Regions from separate parts of the Homo sapiens genome. Here region 1 is linked to region 2. A link is a loop called in an ENCODE intact Hi-C map of the cell type or tissue named here. Cell type or tissue: heart left ventricle. All regions are shown on one strand. Links, peaks and the distances in the headings refer to the core of each region. The heading gives the core; the rest is flanking DNA.

Region 1 (8,888 bases), core at 259-8,258, 46 kb after region 2:
AGTGAGGGGGGAGTCAGAATAGAGGGAGCTGAACCCCAGGACCACAGCTGCCCCTCGAAACCATGAAGTCCTCAGGAGGCTTGCTGAATTGAAGCTGCCATACCCCATGCAGACGGCCTCCATCTGTTGCCAAAGCTCTTTCAGACAGGTTCAAATACAGTTAATTCAGCTACACCTTTCCCTAGATTAACTGTAGAGTTAACTATATGAAATTGCCATATTTGTGGGTCAAAAACAGTCCAATATTACAACTTCATGTAGTTCCACCTAGTAGTTTTCTTTTAAAACTTTCTTTTTTTTATTTTTTTTTGAGATGGGTTATACTCTGTCACCCAGGCTAGGATGCCATGGCGAGATCAGGGCTCAATGTAGCCTCGACCTCCTAGGCTTAAGTGATCCTTCCACCTGAGCCTCACAAGGTGCTGGGATTACAAGCATGAGCCACTATGCTCAGCCGCTTTTAAAATTTTCTTTTTCTTTTTTTTTGAAACAGAGTCTCACTCTGTTGCCCAGGCTGGAGTGCAGTGGCACGATCTTGGCTCACTGCAACCTCTGTGTCCCAGGTTCAAGTGATTCTCATGTATCAGGCTCCCTAGCAGCTGGGATTACAGGCACACACCACCATGCCTGGCTAATTTCTGTATTTTTAGTAGACATGGGGTTTTGCCGTGTTGGCCAGGCTGATCTCGATCTCCTGACATCAACTGATCTGCCCACCTCAGCCTCCCAAAGTGCTGGGATTACACGCGTGAGCCACCATGCTCGGCTCTTTTTCAATTTTCAATTTTCAATTTTAAACTTCTAAAAAGCAAAAGGTTGCAAAAACAGTGTTAAGAGGTCCCATGCACTCATCACTCAGCTTCTGCAATGGTGACATCTTATGTAGTATTATATGCTGATCAAAACCAGGAAATTGGTATTGGCATCATACAGCTAATTAGTTTACAGATCTTGCAATGAACTGGTTTACAGGCTTTGCTTAGATTTTTACCAGCCTAATGGCTTTTGGGGGCTACCTCCTAGTGACTTCCACACTGACACTAAACAATCTTTTACAGTCTATTTATTTTACAGATAACAGATCACTTATTTTGTTTTTAAGTTTTTGCAAATATTATGTTCTCAAGATAAAAATTCAAATGATATAATTTTGTATAAAATAGAACACGAGAGCTTCCCTCCTCTCTTTTCTCTCTCTCTGTAGAAGTAGCTACCATTGGAAAGCTGATGTAAATCTATCTTTGCTTTTTCCTATGGATACACACACACAAATACATATGCAATTTCTTTTACAAAAACAATCATATTTTATAAACGTTCTCTTAATATGTTATGAACAAATTAATTGCAATAGTACCACGATTTTTGTTTATTACCATTTTCTTTTATTTGTTTCACTGAGTGAAAGATCAAGTTCTGAGAGTGATTTACTCTGCCCTGGCAAGTGAGTCTTGAGTGCTCTCCTTTAATCCGGCCTCCACGCTGCAGATGACAGTGTCTTCCTGGCAGGATATTCTGTCTCTTTGTCATTTCAGATTCCCAAATTGATTGCATCATTCTCCACCAGAGCCCGAATTTCTGCTATGACCTCTGCAGCTTCTGGGCTGCTCTGCTCCACTCCACTCACTCACTCTCTCCATCGCGGTCAGCCAGGTTTGCTGACCCATCTATGAGCTTCTTTGAAACTCAGCACATTTATGATTTAGGATTTCTCATCTGTCAGACCTGCATCTCTCCCAAGATTGTTTAACTTGGGACACGGTTATTAAATCTCTGTGGACTTCTGTTTTCTCATCCGTAAAAGGATCACCTACAGGGCTACAGGCTCTAGAGCAGGGGGAGGCACAGTTTTTCTGTAAAGGTCCAGGGAAGCAGGCCAGGTGCAGTGGCTCACACCTGTAATCCCAGTACTTTAGGAGGCCGAGGCAAGAGGATCACTTGAGACCAGGGGTTTGGGGCCAGCCTGGGTAATATAGTGAGATCCCATTTCTACTTAAAGAAAAAAAATTAAAAGGTCCAGGGAAGCAAACACTTTAGACTTTGCCAGCCATATGGTTTTTGTTGCAGCCAATCAGCTCTGTCATCGTGGTGCAAGAGTAGCCACACACGATAGGTAAATAAATAGACAGGGCCGCATTCCAACAAAACTTTACATGTGGACACTGAAATCTGAATTTCATATTGTTTTAACGCACCACAAATTCTTCTTCTTTTTCTCAACTGTTTAAAAATGTAAAGAATGTTTTTGACTCACAGGTGGTACAAAAACAAAGGTGGTGGGCAGGACTTAGCCCATGGGCTGTAATTTGCCAACCCCCTGGTCTAGGAGGAAGCACCTAGGCTTTGGGGTCAGATAAACTAGGATTTCAGTAGCTTTTGTTATCTATCTTTTGTCACCTGCTAACTGTGTGACCTTGAGCAGGTTATATAAGCCTCTTAAACTTCAGATCTGGAAGGGTTGCTATAAGCATTAGAGATAACCTATGTAAAGTCTGTGACACGCAGAGGGCACTCAGTAAGTGCGAGTTCCTTTTCCACGTGCTTGAGGATATTTCCAAGACTAGAATTCAGTAACCCAGAGCACAAAGTCCATTTCCATTGTAAAGCGTTTTGGGGTGAAGATGACTGAGAGGTGTGTTACACTGGTTTAAACATACTCTGCAGATTCTTTGGCTTAATTGCAAGTGTACACATGTGTGCATAGAGATTTTATGTTTACGCACAGATCCCATGCCCCTCCATGGCGACAGGGAGCAAGTGACCTCTCACAAGGGGTCCTGAATTTTAGATTGTACAGGAGATGCCTCCAATTTAGTAATTTCTTACTCTTTTATAACTTTATAGCAATTTGTGGCATGCTTCTTAAATCAAGAAGTTTCAACAAAATAAAAAAAATCAATATGCATTATATATTCTATAAAAGAGACACTTCAGTAACTCAAAAAGTCTATGTTCTTCAAGTGCCCCGCCACAAAGGGTTATAGCCCTTGGATGAAGCATCTTTCTAGTCCTCTTCTGAACTTACCCACTTTCCTGTTCAGACAGGCCCCATGCTGGGACATTTCAACCCACTGTAGAATTTAAAGTGACTTACATGTTGTCGTAGTCCATTTTGTGCGGCTATAACAGAATGCCTGAGACTCAGTAATTTATAAAGAAGAGACATTTATTTCTCAGTTCTGGAGGCTGGGAAGTCCAAGATCAAGGCTCCAGCATCTGGCAAGGGCTGCTCTCTGCTGCCAAGATGGCACTTGCTGTGTCCTCTGGAGGAGAGGGACCTGTGTCCTCACATAGCAGAAGAGCAGGAAGGAATGAACCCACTACTGAAAGCCCATTTTGAAAGGGAACTAATTCATTCATGAGGGCAGAGCCCTTGTGACCTGAAGATCTCTTCAGAGGCTCCACCTCCCAACACTGCTGCATTGGGGATTAAGTTTCCCACGTATGAATTTTGGGAAACACATTCATAACATAGCACATATATTATTTCATTCGACACCTAGAACTGGTTTTATTAGTATCTTTTTGTGTGATGGAACAGGCTCAGAGAGGTTAAAATGATTACCAACAGCACACAGCTGTAGGAGGAACTAGAATGCAGACCCTGGATTCCTGGTCTAGTCCTCTGGCCAATGTGTGGCCTTCTTCCAACACCACTTCTAAATATTATATTTGGTCCATTTCACCTCTTTATTATCTAGTTTTTGAAGATATGGTCTGTATCTTTTTTGTATTACATGAGAGATTCTAGACAGTTTTACCTAATGCAGTTTTCAACAAATACAGACACTCCTCTACTTACGATGAGGTTATGTCTGGATAAGCTCATCCTAAGTTGAAAATATTGTACCTTTTGTTTTGTTGTTTTCTGAGACAGGGTCTGGCTCTGTTGCCCAGGCTGGAGTGCAGTGGCATGATCTTGGCTCACTGCAGCCTCCACCTCCCAGGCTCAAGTGATACTCCCACCTCAGCCTCCTGAATAGCTGGCACTATAGGCATGCACCACCATACCTGGCTAAGTTTTATCTTTTTTTGTAGAGACAGGGTTTCACTATGTTGTCCAAACTGGTCTTAAACTCCTAAGCTCAAGTGACCTGCCTCAGCCTCCCGAAGTGCTGGGGTTACAGGCGTGAGCCAGTGTGGCCGGCGAAAATATTGAACCTTTGACTTATGGTATTTTCAATTTAGGATGGGGATATCAGACATATCCCCATATGCTGAGATGTGTAGAGAATACCTACTGCTTTTGCACCATTGTAAAGGAAAAAAAATCGTAAGTGGAACTGTTGCAAGTCAGGAACTGGCTGTAGTCATTTCTTCATTCACATATTCAGCAGCTGTGCTCAAGTCATTGCCCTTCAGTTAGTCATTTGTAAGCATTTGCTGGGTGCTTCTGTGAGCTCAGGGAAGAGATCACAAATGCTGTGGAGGATATGCAGGAGGTTTTCCAATGTAGCTGGTTTTCCAACATGAGGCAAGAGCCTCAGCCTTAGACAGACTCAGGCCCAGGTCTCAAAGCTGGTTAAACTCAGGTCTAAAGTTCCTTAATCTCTACAGGTCTTGTTTCCTCACCTGTAAAGTGGAGAAATGAATATCTACTTCATAATAATGTTGTAAGAACACAAGTGCTTGGTTTACAAACAGTGCTGATGAAATAGTAGCTATTATCAATCATAAGCAATGAATACCGTATTAGGCAGGATAGAGTAGGTTGCACGGGGTTCCCCAGCTCAGTGTCTTACCACGTTATCCCTCATATATTGATGCCCTACGACCATTGTGGATGCGCTGAGGCTCCGCTCCAAGTCATCTTCCCTTGGGACTCATGCTGACTGAAAGGTTGTATCTGGAACACCAGAGAGAAGCTGAGGACAGAGAGAGCTTGGCAGAGCCCACACCGGCTGTTAGAGCCCAGGGTGACCTGCGTTACTTCTCCTCACCTTTCGTGGGCCAAAGCAAGTCACATGGCCAAGCCTGACAGGACTGGGAAGAGAAAATAGAATTCTCTCCTGGCAGAGGCAGTGAATATTTTGGAACACTGTTACAGTTTACCACAATATAATATATGCAAAATAACCTGTAGAGACTACCAGAAAGTGTGGTACAGAAGAGACATGCAAATATGGAATCAACAGTAACACTGAGTGGGCTTTTAGACTTAATTGCTTCCAGAACAAACAATTCTTTTTTTTTAATTAAACATTTTTTTTTGACTGGGCATGGTGGCTCATGCCTATAATCCCAGCACTTTGGGAGGCCGAGGGGGAGGATCCCTTGAGTCCAGGAGTTCAAGACCAGCATGGGCAAGATGGCGAGATCCCATCTCTATTTTTTTCTAATTAAATAATAATAATAATAATAATAAATAAATTCATTTTTTTGAGACAGAGTCTTGCCCTATCACCCAGGTGGGAGTGCAGTGGTTTGATCATAGGTCACTGCAGCCTCTAACTCCTGAGTTCAAGTGATCCTTCCACCTCAGGCTCCCAGGTAGCTGGGACTGCAGGCATGAAGCACCGTGCCCAGCTAAGTTTTTAACTTTTTTTCTAGAGATGGGGTCTCACTATGTTGCCCAAGCTTGTCTTGAACTCCTGGCCTCAAGCAATACCCCCACCTTGGCCTCCCAAAGTGTTGGGATTACAGGCGTTAGCCACCATGCCCAGCTGAGAACAAATGATTCTTTAAGAATTTTCTGAGAAAGGCTTGTCATGCTCACTCTCTTGTCAGGCTTATATAAAATCAAAGATTACTGTACATGCACTCCAACAGTTGTGAAATACAGAGTTCCAGGACAGCCAAGCTTCTGTTTATCTTCCTCAAGGCTTTCTGAGGCAATCATCAATCAAGTTAAATAACTTCTTGTCATTCAACCTAGGTTTTTAAAATGCATTTGGAGAAATCAATAGCATTTTGGAGACTCATTAATTTGAATGTGAGGGCACACACACACACACACACACACACAGACACACACACACAGTTGTCAATCTTTTGGATCCTGTATCAGTCAGGTCTTTTAGTTACAAACAACAGAATCCATGCTAGGAAAAAAAAAAATCTAGTAATAGCAACTAAGTAGCTCAGAAAATTTCCAGGAGAGCTTTGTTCTTAAAAACAATAGCTGAACTACATTGATCACATTGCCAGATTGTTCCAGTAGAATACTGACTGCTGCCAACACTGGGTGTGAGGCATTGCTGTGAGAACCTCTGCCAAGTTACCCTTGAAAGGTAGACATCTCCCTTCCTTGTGCTCTGCCACCTTGCCAGAATGGATCCTGGGTGACTTCCTCTGTTTTTGAAAAAACATCTCTTTTATTATTTTTTTTATTATTTTTTTTGAGATTGACTCTCGCTCTGTCGCCCGAGCTGGAGTGCCTTGGCACAATCTCGCCTCACTGCAACCTCCGCCTCCCGGGTTCAAGTGATTCTCCTATCTCGCCCTCCTGAGTAGCTGGGACTACAGGTGTGTGCCACCACACCCGGCTGATTTTTTTTAATTTTTAGTAGAGACGGGGTTTTACCGTGTTAGCCAGGATGGTCTCAATCTCCTGACCTTGTGATCTGCCCGCCTCGGCCTCCCAAAGTGCTGGGATTACAGGCGTGAGCCACTGCGCCCGGCTCTTTTATTTTTAAAAATAATCTTCTCCAGGTCAAAATCACATGCATTCACCACCTTAACCAAGTGATCAAATTTAGCATCTCCAAAATGAGAAAATTTGATATAGCATGTGTCATAATGTGATCCATTATGACATACGCAGCATCACCTGTGACATTCTTTTATCAGAAGGCACTAATATCTGGTGGACTTTATTTTTTTGATGATAGCAGCTATGGATAATCATTGCCTAGACCCATTAATTCCTTGGAAGTTACAAAATGGTGATATTGTAATTGTGCCATTTCTTTTAAAACAAAACCTTTTTATTTTATTTTATTTTATTTTTTTTAGAGACAGGGTCTTGCTGTCACCCATGCTAGAGCACAGTGGTGCAATCATAGCTTACTGTAGCCTCAATATTTTGGGCTCAAGAGATCTTTCCACCTCAGCCTTCTGAGTAGCTGAAACTACAGGTGAGTGCCACCATGCCTGGCTAATTAAAATTTTTTTTTTAGTAGAGATGAGGTCTTGCTATGTGGCTCAGGTTGGTCTCAAACTCCTGAGCTCAAGCAATCCTTCTGCCTCAGCCTTCCAAAGTGCTGAGATTACAGGCATGAGCCACTGTGCCCAGCCTATTTAAATTTTTTTTTTTTTGGAAATTGGAATAGTTTAATAAGGACACTCTTCCCCTTAGCTATTTTTAATTACAGGTTGGTCAGGCTATAATAGAAAGGCAAGATAAATGTTTGGTTCTTTCCCTTTATTAGTTCTTAAATTCATGAAAATTGGTTCTCTAGCACCCTATCATCCTTTAAAGGTGGCCAATTCATTTTTTTAAAAAAGAAAATCAATATGACTTCATGCATTAAAACATATTTGAGCTTCAGTCAATTGTAGTTCTTTTTTCTTTCTTTCTTTCCTTTTTTTTTTTTTTTTTTCTTTTTTTGAGACAAGAGTCTTGCTCTGTCACCCAGGCTGGAGTATAGTGGCATGATCTCGGCTCACTACAACTTCCTCCTCCTAGGTTCAAGTGATTCTCCTGCCTCGGCCTCCCAAGTAGCTGGGATTACAGGCAAGCACCACCATGCCCGGCTACTTTTCTTATATTTTTAGTAGAGACAGCGTTTTGCCATGTTGGCCAGGCTGGTCTCGAACTCCTGACCTCAAGTGATCCACCTGCCTTCGCCTCCCAAAGTGCTGGAATTACAGGTGTGAGCCACCGTGCCCAGCCCCAGTTGTAGTTCATTTTTGAGGCTCAAATTGTTCTATCTTTTTCTAGTGGAAACCACTTTAATTTGGTTCTTGAGTTCTTTTGACATGACTTTTGTGGTCTTTATTTTTTGTTTGTTTGTTTTTTGAGATGGAGTCTCACTCTGTTGCCAGGCTGGAGTAAAGTGGCGCGATTTTGGCTCACTGCAACCTCTGCCTCTGGGTTCAAGTGATCCTCTTGCCTCAGCCTCCCAAGTAGCTGGGACTACAGGCCCGTGCCACCACGCCCAGCTAATTTTTTGTATTTTTAGTAGAGATGGGGTTTCACCATCTCAGCCAGGATGGTCTTGATCTCTTGACCTCATGGTCTGCTTGCCTCAGCTTCCCAAAGTGCTGGGATTACACGCGTGAGCCACCGTGCTTGGCCTGTGGTCTTTATTTTTAAGAATTATTTTTATTTAAAAAATATTTTTTAGAGACAGGGTCTTGCTCTGTCCCCAGGTTGGAGTGCAGTGGCATGGTCAGAGCTTACTGCATCCTTGACCTCCTGATCTCAAGGGATCTTCCCACCTCAGCCTCCCAAGTAGCTGGGACTACAGGCGTGTGTCACCATGCCCAGCTAATTTTTTTGTTTGTTTTGAGACAGGGTCTCACTCTGTCGCCCTGGCTGGAGTACAGTGGTGCGATCTCTGCTCACTGCAACCTCTGCCTCCCAGGTTCAAGCAATTCTCATGCCTCAGCCTCTCCAGTAGCTGGGACTACATGAGCACACCACCATTTCCAGCTAATTTTTGCATTTTTTAGCAGAGATGGAGTTTCAGCTTGTTGACCAGGTTGGTCTCGAACTCCTGACCTCAGGTGATCTGCCCACCTAATTTTTAATTTTTTTGTAGAGATGGTGTCTTACCATGTTGCTCAAGCTGATGTTGAACTCCTGGGCTGAAGCAATCCTCTTGCCTGGGCCTCCCACACTGCTGGGATTACAGGCATTAGCCACTGCACCCAGCTCTTGGTGGTCTTTAATGGTTTCCTCACTATCTGGTATGACAAGAAGTTTCAGGCTGATGGATCTGTAT
Region 2 (8,888 bases), core at 506-8,505:
GAGTAGCTTGGATTACAGGTGCATGCCACCATGCCCAGCTAATTTTTATGTATCTTTTAAATTAATGAATACTAAAGTAAAGCTATTGTCTTATATATGTGGTGGGGGTCAAAAAAGGAGAACCAACTCTGAAGAGAGAGAAAATCAATTTAGTAAAGCAGACATTCTCTTTCTCTCTCTCTCTTTCTCTCTCTATCCTTATTTTATGTAACATAATTTTTTGATTGATTTTATGGGATATAACGGTGTTGGGGATAACTCTATGCTCTCATCACATTTGTTTTATCATTTGGCTATCAAAACTGGAAACTCCAAACATCTCTTCTTTGCAACTTCTTTATTACCTAACCTACTTTGGTGCCCAAAGCCAAGAAAAGGTTTTACAATCCATGCACACTACCAGACCTGAAATACTGAAGATCTACGTCTCTGCTGGAATTTTTTATGGTCATGAAAACAAAATTGAGTGGTACTTGTCAGAAACACAAATGGTGTTCATAGTGACACAGAAGGTTTTATTACTAAGTATATTTTTACTCTGAATATCTCTACTTGCCCTGTATAATTTTCCCTTCAGCAGGGTATCTTTTTTTTTTTTTTTTTTTTTTTAAGGGTCTTTAGTCTTGGATTATTACAGCAAGCAAACAAGCAGATGGCATCATTGCTGAGCAGGGTTCCAGTGCGAAGGATGATACACTGAGCTCCCAAATCATAATTGAAGGTGGGATTAGTTGGAAGAATCTTGTTTATTAACAAAATCCTCTTCATTTATTTTATTCCCCAATAATAATTTGCCACTTACTAAGCCCTTATTCTGCACCTGGCATTTTATGCTAATCTTCACAACAACCCTAAGAGGCAAAGCTTCTTCTTCCATATTTTACAGATGAGGAATCTACGCTTAACAAGGCTAAGTAATTTAAGGTCATGCAGCCAGTGAGTGACAGAATTAGAATTAGAACCCAAGTCTGTGACTCCAAAGCCCTAACTAGCACAGATGGGGCTTCCTCACCAACTCTTAGATGTCATGCTTTGAACCCCTGGTTATCTTTGCAAAGGCAAGAATTGCTGTAAACTGAGCCCAAATAAGGACAGCTGTCTCCTTAGCATCATTAGTCACTTCTTCCTTCATCACTTCCCAGTGGATAGGAGGTTAGTAAGTGGCTTAACCGCTACCGAGATCATCCGCACACTCCATGCACAGATGGCACAGGGCTAGATGTGACTTAACCTAATTATTCTGCCCTTTCTGGCTCTTACTTCTAGAAATAGTCATCAAAAAAAGGGAGACTTTGAAAGACTTATTTAGGTCTCTCTACCTGAAAGAAGAGAAAATTATTTTGGAGGCAAATGAATTTCTAACTTTCCTGAAAGAAAGGGAGATTTTTTTTTTTTTTATGACTTGTCTGAGGAGAAGTCAATGAAGAGGCTGTTGCACACAATAGCTATTGAGTCACAAATAACACATGCACCCTGGAAGATTCCACTATTTGGCACGTATGGTGGCTAAAAAAGTGGAGAATCTTCTTGGTTTCTCTTCCCACCCAGCCTTTCTTAGGTACTTTGACGAGAAGGCACCTCTCACTTTCTATGAGCTTTGTAGGACCCTGAGCCATATTACCATCAGCTAAAGTCTTTATTTATTTTTAATTCTTGAGACAGAGTCTCGCTCTGTCACCCAGGTTGGAGTGCAGTAGCACAGTCTCGGCTCACTGCAACCTCTGCCTCCCGGTACAAGTGATTCTCTGGACTCAGCCTCCCGAGTAGCTGGGATTACAGGTGCCTGCCACCATGCCTGGCTAATTTTTGTATTTTTAGTAGAGACGGGGTTTCACCATGTTGGCCAGGGTGATCTCGAACTCCTGAGCTCAGGTGATCTGCCCACCTCGGCCTCCCAAAGTGCTGGGATTACAGGCATGAGCCACTGCGCCCGGCCAATAATGAAGTCTTTAACTGGCCATTTTCCTCAGTGTATTTTTTCCTCATCATGTCCACTTCAAGATGGATGAAGAAGCAGCCTCTCTAACCACCCCAACTTTAAATCCAGTAGGATTGTCTGCCAGAAATAAACCCCTCTCTTCAGGAAGACAAAGGCCAGGTGTTTCAGGCTGACAGCTTCTGAGATCTCCCCTACACTACATAAATCGTCACCACTCGCTGGGTAGACAAATAAGAGGAAGCCACTTAAAAAGTTTATCAAAAAGTAGAAAAAGTTATTCAAAAAGTAGAGATGGGGTCTTGTTATGTTGCCCAGGCTGGTCTTGAACTCCTGGCCTCAAGTGATCCTCCTGCTTTGGCCTCCCAAAGTGCTGGGATTACAGGTGTGAGCCACCGTGCCTGCCTGGAAGCCACTTATATTTGAGAGTTGGGAGGAAGGGACGGCTTTCTGGACCCAAGGAAACAGCAAGGCAGCAGGGCAGGGAGCAGGTGCTACTGGCAGGTGGCCGGCACTGCTGCTGGCCTGGAGGGTGAGGGACAGCAGGAAGACGGCAGACTAAGAGGCTGCACGCTTTGTGGAAATAGCTGAAAATAGAACGTGAGGTTAGGCCCTGAGAATTCGACTCCTGCTAATGGCAAAGAGAGAAGCCGAGGTCTTCCGTACGTAAGACCAAGGCAACAAATAGGGCCATTGCACACCCTGGGTCTGGCCTGCCTGCCTAGGATGCCAGCTCTCAGCCCTCACTCGTGGAAAGAGCTCAACTTTTAATTTTTTTATTTTATTAGTATTATTATTTTGAAACGGAGTCTCACTCTGTTGCCAGGCTGGAGTGCGGTGGCGGGATCTCGTTGCAACCTCTGCCTCCCGGGTTCAAGCGATTCTCCTGCCTCAGCCTCCAGAGTAGCTGGGACTACAGGCGCCTGCCACCACGCCCAGTTAATTTTTATATTTTTAGTAGAGACAGGGTTTGGCCATGTTGGCCAGGCTCGTCTCGAACTCCTGACCTCAGGAGATCCACCCGCCTCAGCCTCCCAAAGTGCTGGGATTACAGCATGGTGAGCCACTGTGCCCGGCAACTTTTTAATAATTTGTCTTCTTGCTGAATAACAAAGCTATCTAAGTAAAAAGATGTGTGTGTGTCTCTGTGTGTGTGTGTGTGTGTTTCACCTACTTGGTTGATTGGGGTCACAGTTGCAGTTTACACTGAGCCTCTAAATTTTATTTGGAAGACAAAGCAATATTTCTTTTGCTTCTTTTTTCTTTTTCTTTCTCTGTCCTGCTTTTAGGCAAGAAAGCAATATTTCATATCACAAGTTCAGCTGCTGCTGCTGACAGACAGTTTGCTCTGACTGTTCTTCACCAGACGAGGCAGGTTAAACTCTTGTCAGCCATATGTTGATTTGTTAACACTACCCATGTCCCAGGTAGCAGGCTCAGATGGGTCTCAAAATAGACCAGGCACACATGGCTGATAAGATCCCAGTGGGCAGAAGATAATGTTACACCATCTATGACATAACCTCTAGAATAATCACTGCTGCCCTTTGCTCCAGAGTCCAGCTCCAGTGCATGCAAACGTGGAAAGTCCTCAAACAGTGGGGGGTTTAGTGTGTGTGTGCTTTCCTTGAAATTGGTTAAACTTCCACTCAGCTTTGGAAGCTTCTAATAAGCGGTTCACAGCCTTTTCTTCTCTTTCTTCTCCTTTTTTGCTTCAGTGGGATGGATGGCCAAACAAACTTTCTGGTGGCTGTTAAGAAGAACAAAATTCTTTGCAGAAGCACGTGCCAGTGTTTTACAATGCACAGCACACATCGAGGCCTGCGGCACACACTGGAACACAATCGGATTCTGGAGCTCTAGGGACAAAGAGCACTGCTAATTTGTGCAGCCGCTGCCTTAGAATGGTGAGCAGGGAGGACACTCTAAGGAGAGGGAGTCAGGGCATCAGCGCAAATTGGTTTTCCAGGCGAAGGAAGGGGAAAGCCTCATCTTGGAAGAAATTTCAGTTTCTGTGGACCTGTGGACCTGATGTCGGGTTACCTCGCCCCTCCCCAGCAGGAGCCGAATGCCCGTGCCTTCTCTCCTGGAAAGCTGCCTTTCTAAGCTAGAGAACTGCTGCCACAAACCGATTCTGAGAGGAAGGGAATGTACTCTTCATATTTGTAGAGAAAACCAGGAAGTGAGGAGTCGCAGCCCCGGCTTCCTGGTCGGGCTGCTGACTCACACTGTCATCCTTTAAGCGATTTCCTTCATTTCTTTGCACCTCAGTTTCTCAGTTAAATGAAGGATGAAAATGCAATTCCCCTAGAGACATTGGCAATACCTCATTCATGTTTGCATTTCTTTGCGATAACTGGGATTAGAGATCTGATTACTGCAAAGCAGCATTACATGGAAGATTCCATCTTTATTGTCAACTTGAGGCCTATCTTTGAATGAATATCGTTCAAGGTCTTTTGGTCACCTTTCCCACTATTCATTCCATGCTGCCCCCTCCCCACTCCATCTATTCTTTTCCATGGTGACTTCAAGTGATGTCGTTTGCATGAAGTTTTGTCTCCGAGGAGAGGAGGCTTTAATTTCTCTTGGTTCATTCCAGAACATGGTAGTCCATGGATCACCACAGGCTTGACTGGTTGTGGGAGACAGGATTCAGAGGCCAGGAATGGGATCTCAGTCACAACCTCCATGCTCTTTTAAGGAATTTAGGCTGTCCCTTTGTACTTGATTTTCTTTTTCCTCTTCAAAGTGTCGACCTCTTTGTTTGGCTAGGGTGAATACATCACTTCCTCTTTGGGGTCTGCGTTTTGTCTCCTGCTGGGTTTGAAATGTCATGTAATTTGTTGGGTTTTCACTGGATTATGTTTGGAGTTTGTTTGTCTTTTTTGGTGTTCCCAAATCATCACTGGTCACCAGAACCCTCTCTCTTCTACCTCCTGATTAATGATGAGATAGAAGTGCACGCTCCTCAGCATTTGCCAAGAGAGACACATTCATCTTCAACTGCTCTCTCTGGTCTGTTGCCTATGAAGGGAGTTACCCTGCAAGGGGAAAAACAAAAACAAAAAAAACCCCACAGAGCTGTTATCTTTTCTTCCTGCTGAGCAGTCTGGCTGCTCTGTTGCTTTGCTCACTATCTGGCCAAACTTCATTTGAGAGTGATCTCCATGCTCCTCATCCAGAATATGGTGCAAGCCTCAGGTCCTTCTCTCTTCAGACTCCCCAACCTTTCCTTGGCTCCTCATAGAGGACATTTTCTGCTCCTAGAAGCAACATTTCTCTGCTATAATAAGTACCTTTTGGGGGATACACTTGGAATTTATTATTAACTCATCCCACAGCATTATTGATGTACTGCTACGTACCAGGCACTATACTATACTAGACATCAGGTGTGTGATGAGAATAATGAGGCCAGGTGCGGTGGCTCTCACCTGTAATCTCAGCAATTTGGGAGGCCGAGATGGGAGGACGGCTTGAGGCCAGGAGTTCGAGACCACCTTGGTCAACATAGCAAGACCCTGTCTTTACAAAAAATAAAAAATAAAAAAATCAGCCAGACATGGCAGTGTGTGCCTGTAGTCCCAGTTACTCAGGAGGCTTAGGTGGGAGGATCCCTTGAGCCCAGGAGGTGGAGGCTGCAATGAGCTGAGTTTGCACCACTGCACTCCAGCCTGGGTGACAGAGAGAGACCCTGTCTCTAAAATAAAATAAAATAAAATAGGCTGGGTGTGGTGGCTCACGCTTGTAATCCTAGCACTTTGGGAGGCCGGGGCCAGTGGATCTCGAGGTCAAGAGATTGAGACCATCCTGGCCAACATGGCGAAACCCCGTCTCTACTAAAAATACAAAAATTAGCTGGCGTGGTGCGCGCCTGTCGTCCCAGCTACTCTGGAGGCTGAGGCAGGAGAATCACTTGAACCCAGTAGGCGGAAGTTGCAGTGAGGTGAGATCGCGCCGCTGCACTCCAGCCTGGTGACAGAGCGAGACTGTCTCAAAACAAAAAAAAATAAAATAAAATAATGAGACTTATCTCCTGCTTCTAAGAGCAGGGCTGCAGGCAGAAAAGGGGTGGTGGAGGTGCAAGTAGTGATGGAGAGGGCTGAGAAAAACCTGCAGTCATAAGTTACAAGGCAAAGAGAAGCCCTTTTATAGTTCATAAGCATAGTGATTGGGTTTTTGCACAGATGAGACACCTTGTTAAGATGTTGGCACTTTACTCATAAGACATAAACACACACACACACAAACACACACACCAAAAAACAATGCAAAGAGAAAGATTTCTGATGGTGACTTGAATCTAGTAGTGATAATATTCATTGCACAACTTTACCATCTATTATAGCAAAAACATTCCCCCGAATTCTTACTGTGTGCCAAGCACTGTGCTCAGTAATCTCAATCCTTACTCAGCCCTTTGTGGTGAGTTCTATATTCACCCTTATTTTACAGATGAAGGAATGGAGATTTGAGGAGGCTAAGTAATGAGCGCAGGGTGATTAGCTAATATCAAACTCAGGCACTGAGGCTATGCTGTCTAGAGAAAGAAATACATGCTAGGGACCTTCTGGACAGGGTTCTGCCTATACTTGTGACAGCACTGGAAATTAAGTCCTCTCCCCTGTGTTTCTCTGAAAAGAAATAATTTATTTCCTGTGTTCTGGAAGGACATTGGGTGAAGTTGGTTGTGTTTTAAAGCATGTCCATTGACGCCTCTTTTGGTTCCTGAGCCATTAGCAGGAGGCTCCTGCTATATTTCACATGACCCTGTCTTAGTGACCTCTCTGTTGGCCTTAGGGAAAACATGGGGGCCATTTTGCTAATCCAATGAGGAGTATCTGCTTAGAAAGGGAATTTTTTGGGGGGCAATGCCAGTGGCTGAGTAGCTCTCCCTTCTTCGTAAAAAAAAGAGAAGTCGGCTGGGCACAGTGGCTCACGCCTGTAATCCTAGCATTTTGGTAGGCCAAGGCAGGCAGATCACGAGGTCAGGAGTTCGAGACCAGCCTAACCGACATAGTGAAACCCTGTCTCTACTAAAAGTACAAAAATTAGCTGGGCATGGTGGCACGTACCTGTAATCCCAGCTACTCAGGAGGCTGAGGCAGAAGAATTGCTTGAACCTGGGAGGCAGAGGTTGCAGTGAGCTGAGATCGCGCCACTGCACTCCAGCCTGGGCTACAGAGCTAGACTCCATCTCAAAAAAAAAAAAAAGAAAGAAAAGAAAAATAAATCTTTCTAATATTTTTAAAACTATTAAGAACTATGGCCTGACATGGTGGCTCACGCCTGTAATCTCAGCACTTTAGGAGGCCAAGGCGGGCGGATCACGAGGTCAGGAGATCGAGACCATACTGGCTAACGTAATGAAACCCCATCTCTACTAAAACTGCAAAGAATTAGCTGGGCGTGGTGGCGGGCGCTTGTAGTCCCAGCTACTCGGGAGGCTGAGGCGGGAGAAGGGCGTGAACCCGGGAGGCAGAGCTTGCAGTAAGCCAAGATCGTGCCACTGCACTCCAGCCTGGGCGACAGAGTGAGACTCTGCCTCAAAAAAAAAAAAAGAACTCCTTGACCTCAAGAGAGCATCCCTGAAATTGACCTGCTTGTCAAGGTCTTGGGCGATGTCTTTGTTGCTACAGTTAAGGGGCACCTCACAGTTCTTATCTGACTTCTCAACATCATTTGCTGCTGTGATATTTTGAATGAATCTGTTCTCTTGGTTTCCTTCCTCTCTCTGAATGATGCTTTGCTTGTCTCTTCAGGGTTCATGGTTTCCAAAGATATATTTATTCTCTCATCTCAAGGCACTCTCATTTTCAGAGATCTCATTCATTATCAGGGCTTCCACTGTCAGCTTTATGTGAATGGCTTCCAAATCTCTGTCTTCAGACTGTATCTTTCTTCTTGGGTGCACATGTATGCACAACAAGTCTGTGGCTTGAGTAACCTCAAACTCAAAGGGTCCAACACCTAACTTGTCCTCTTTGCCCCAAGCCCTCTTGTGTTATCCCTGAGAAGGGCACCACTGGCCATCAATTGGCCAAAGCTAGGGGCTTTGGCATCATCTTCCATTCTTCCCATTCCCTCTCACAACAACAGCTAATCCTTCAACACTTTCCATTCCATAATTACGCATATCTCTTTATTTCTCTCCACCTCATCACTGCCACCTCAGTTCATGCCACCATCATCTCTTCCCTGTGTGGACTCTTGCTCCTGCCAATTCATGCAACTCAGATAATGTGAGTTTCCTTACCTTCTTAAAACTCTCCAAGGATTGCTACTGCTCTTGGGATAAAATTTAAATGTTTTGATATGGCTCACAAGGCCCTGTATGACCTGGCATCAACTCTTCCTCTATTCCCCCACTTCACACTCATAATTCTCCAATTTCACATACTACATCTTGCCTATGTGGTCTTCAGTACATGCTAATCCATTGGCCTGGATTGGTCTCCCCTCTCCTTGTAAGCTTTCACTTGGCTAATTCTTGCTTGTCTTTTAGAGATAAAGCTTAGATATCACTTAGCTATGACCTCCCAGACTGGGCTAGGTTGTTTTCATCTCTACCCCATCCTCAAACTCCCACCCACTGGGGCCTCTTTCTTCCTATTAGAGCATTTGTCACTCAATATTAATTGGTTTTTGTCTGTATTGTCTAATAGATGAGCTCTGTGAGGCCAGGAATAGAGCGATTCTATATACTATTATATTTACAGAGCCTTGCACACAGTAGGGTAGAGGTCTATATGAGTTATTTATGGCTGCATAACAAAAGACCCTAAAACCTAGTGGCTTAAAACAACAAGCATTTATTATGTCACAGTTTTTTGTGGGTCAGGAATTTGGGAGCAACTTAGCTTTCTCATGAGATTGCAGTCATCTGAAGGCTTGACTGGGGCTGAATGATCTTCCAGGATGGCCCACTCACATGGCTGATGGCAGGAGG

The links. Peaks named below come from ENCODE experiments on the same cell type or tissue, not always from the same donor. Only the 100,000 strongest peaks of a DNase experiment are listed, where the experiment ranks them.
Region 1: a loop joins it to region 2, with 1.9 times the contacts of the local background. A loop is called at or near these places in 7 of 110 quality-filtered maps.

The regions. Positions count from the first base shown.
Region 1 is chr6:6,991,008-6,999,895 of GRCh38, reverse strand. LOC105374904 (a long non-coding RNA gene) reads right to left here and starts at 5,800. Exons shown (of 3, transcript XR_926432.1): 1 at 5,756-5,800; 2 at 4,743-4,846; 3 at 4,071-4,572. In heart left ventricle, for the core only: no CTCF peak of the experiment used is centred there; a DNase peak (open chromatin) is centred at 4,909; H3K27ac peaks cover 790 bases.
Region 2 is chr6:7,037,741-7,046,628 of GRCh38, reverse strand. No RefSeq gene overlaps it. Among named protein-coding and RNA genes, the nearest start is that of RREB1, 66 kb to the left of the region's middle. RefSeq lists an enhancer at 3,275-4,163. In heart left ventricle, for the core only: no CTCF peak of the experiment used is centred there; a DNase peak (open chromatin) is centred at 4,108; H3K27ac peaks cover 1,876 bases.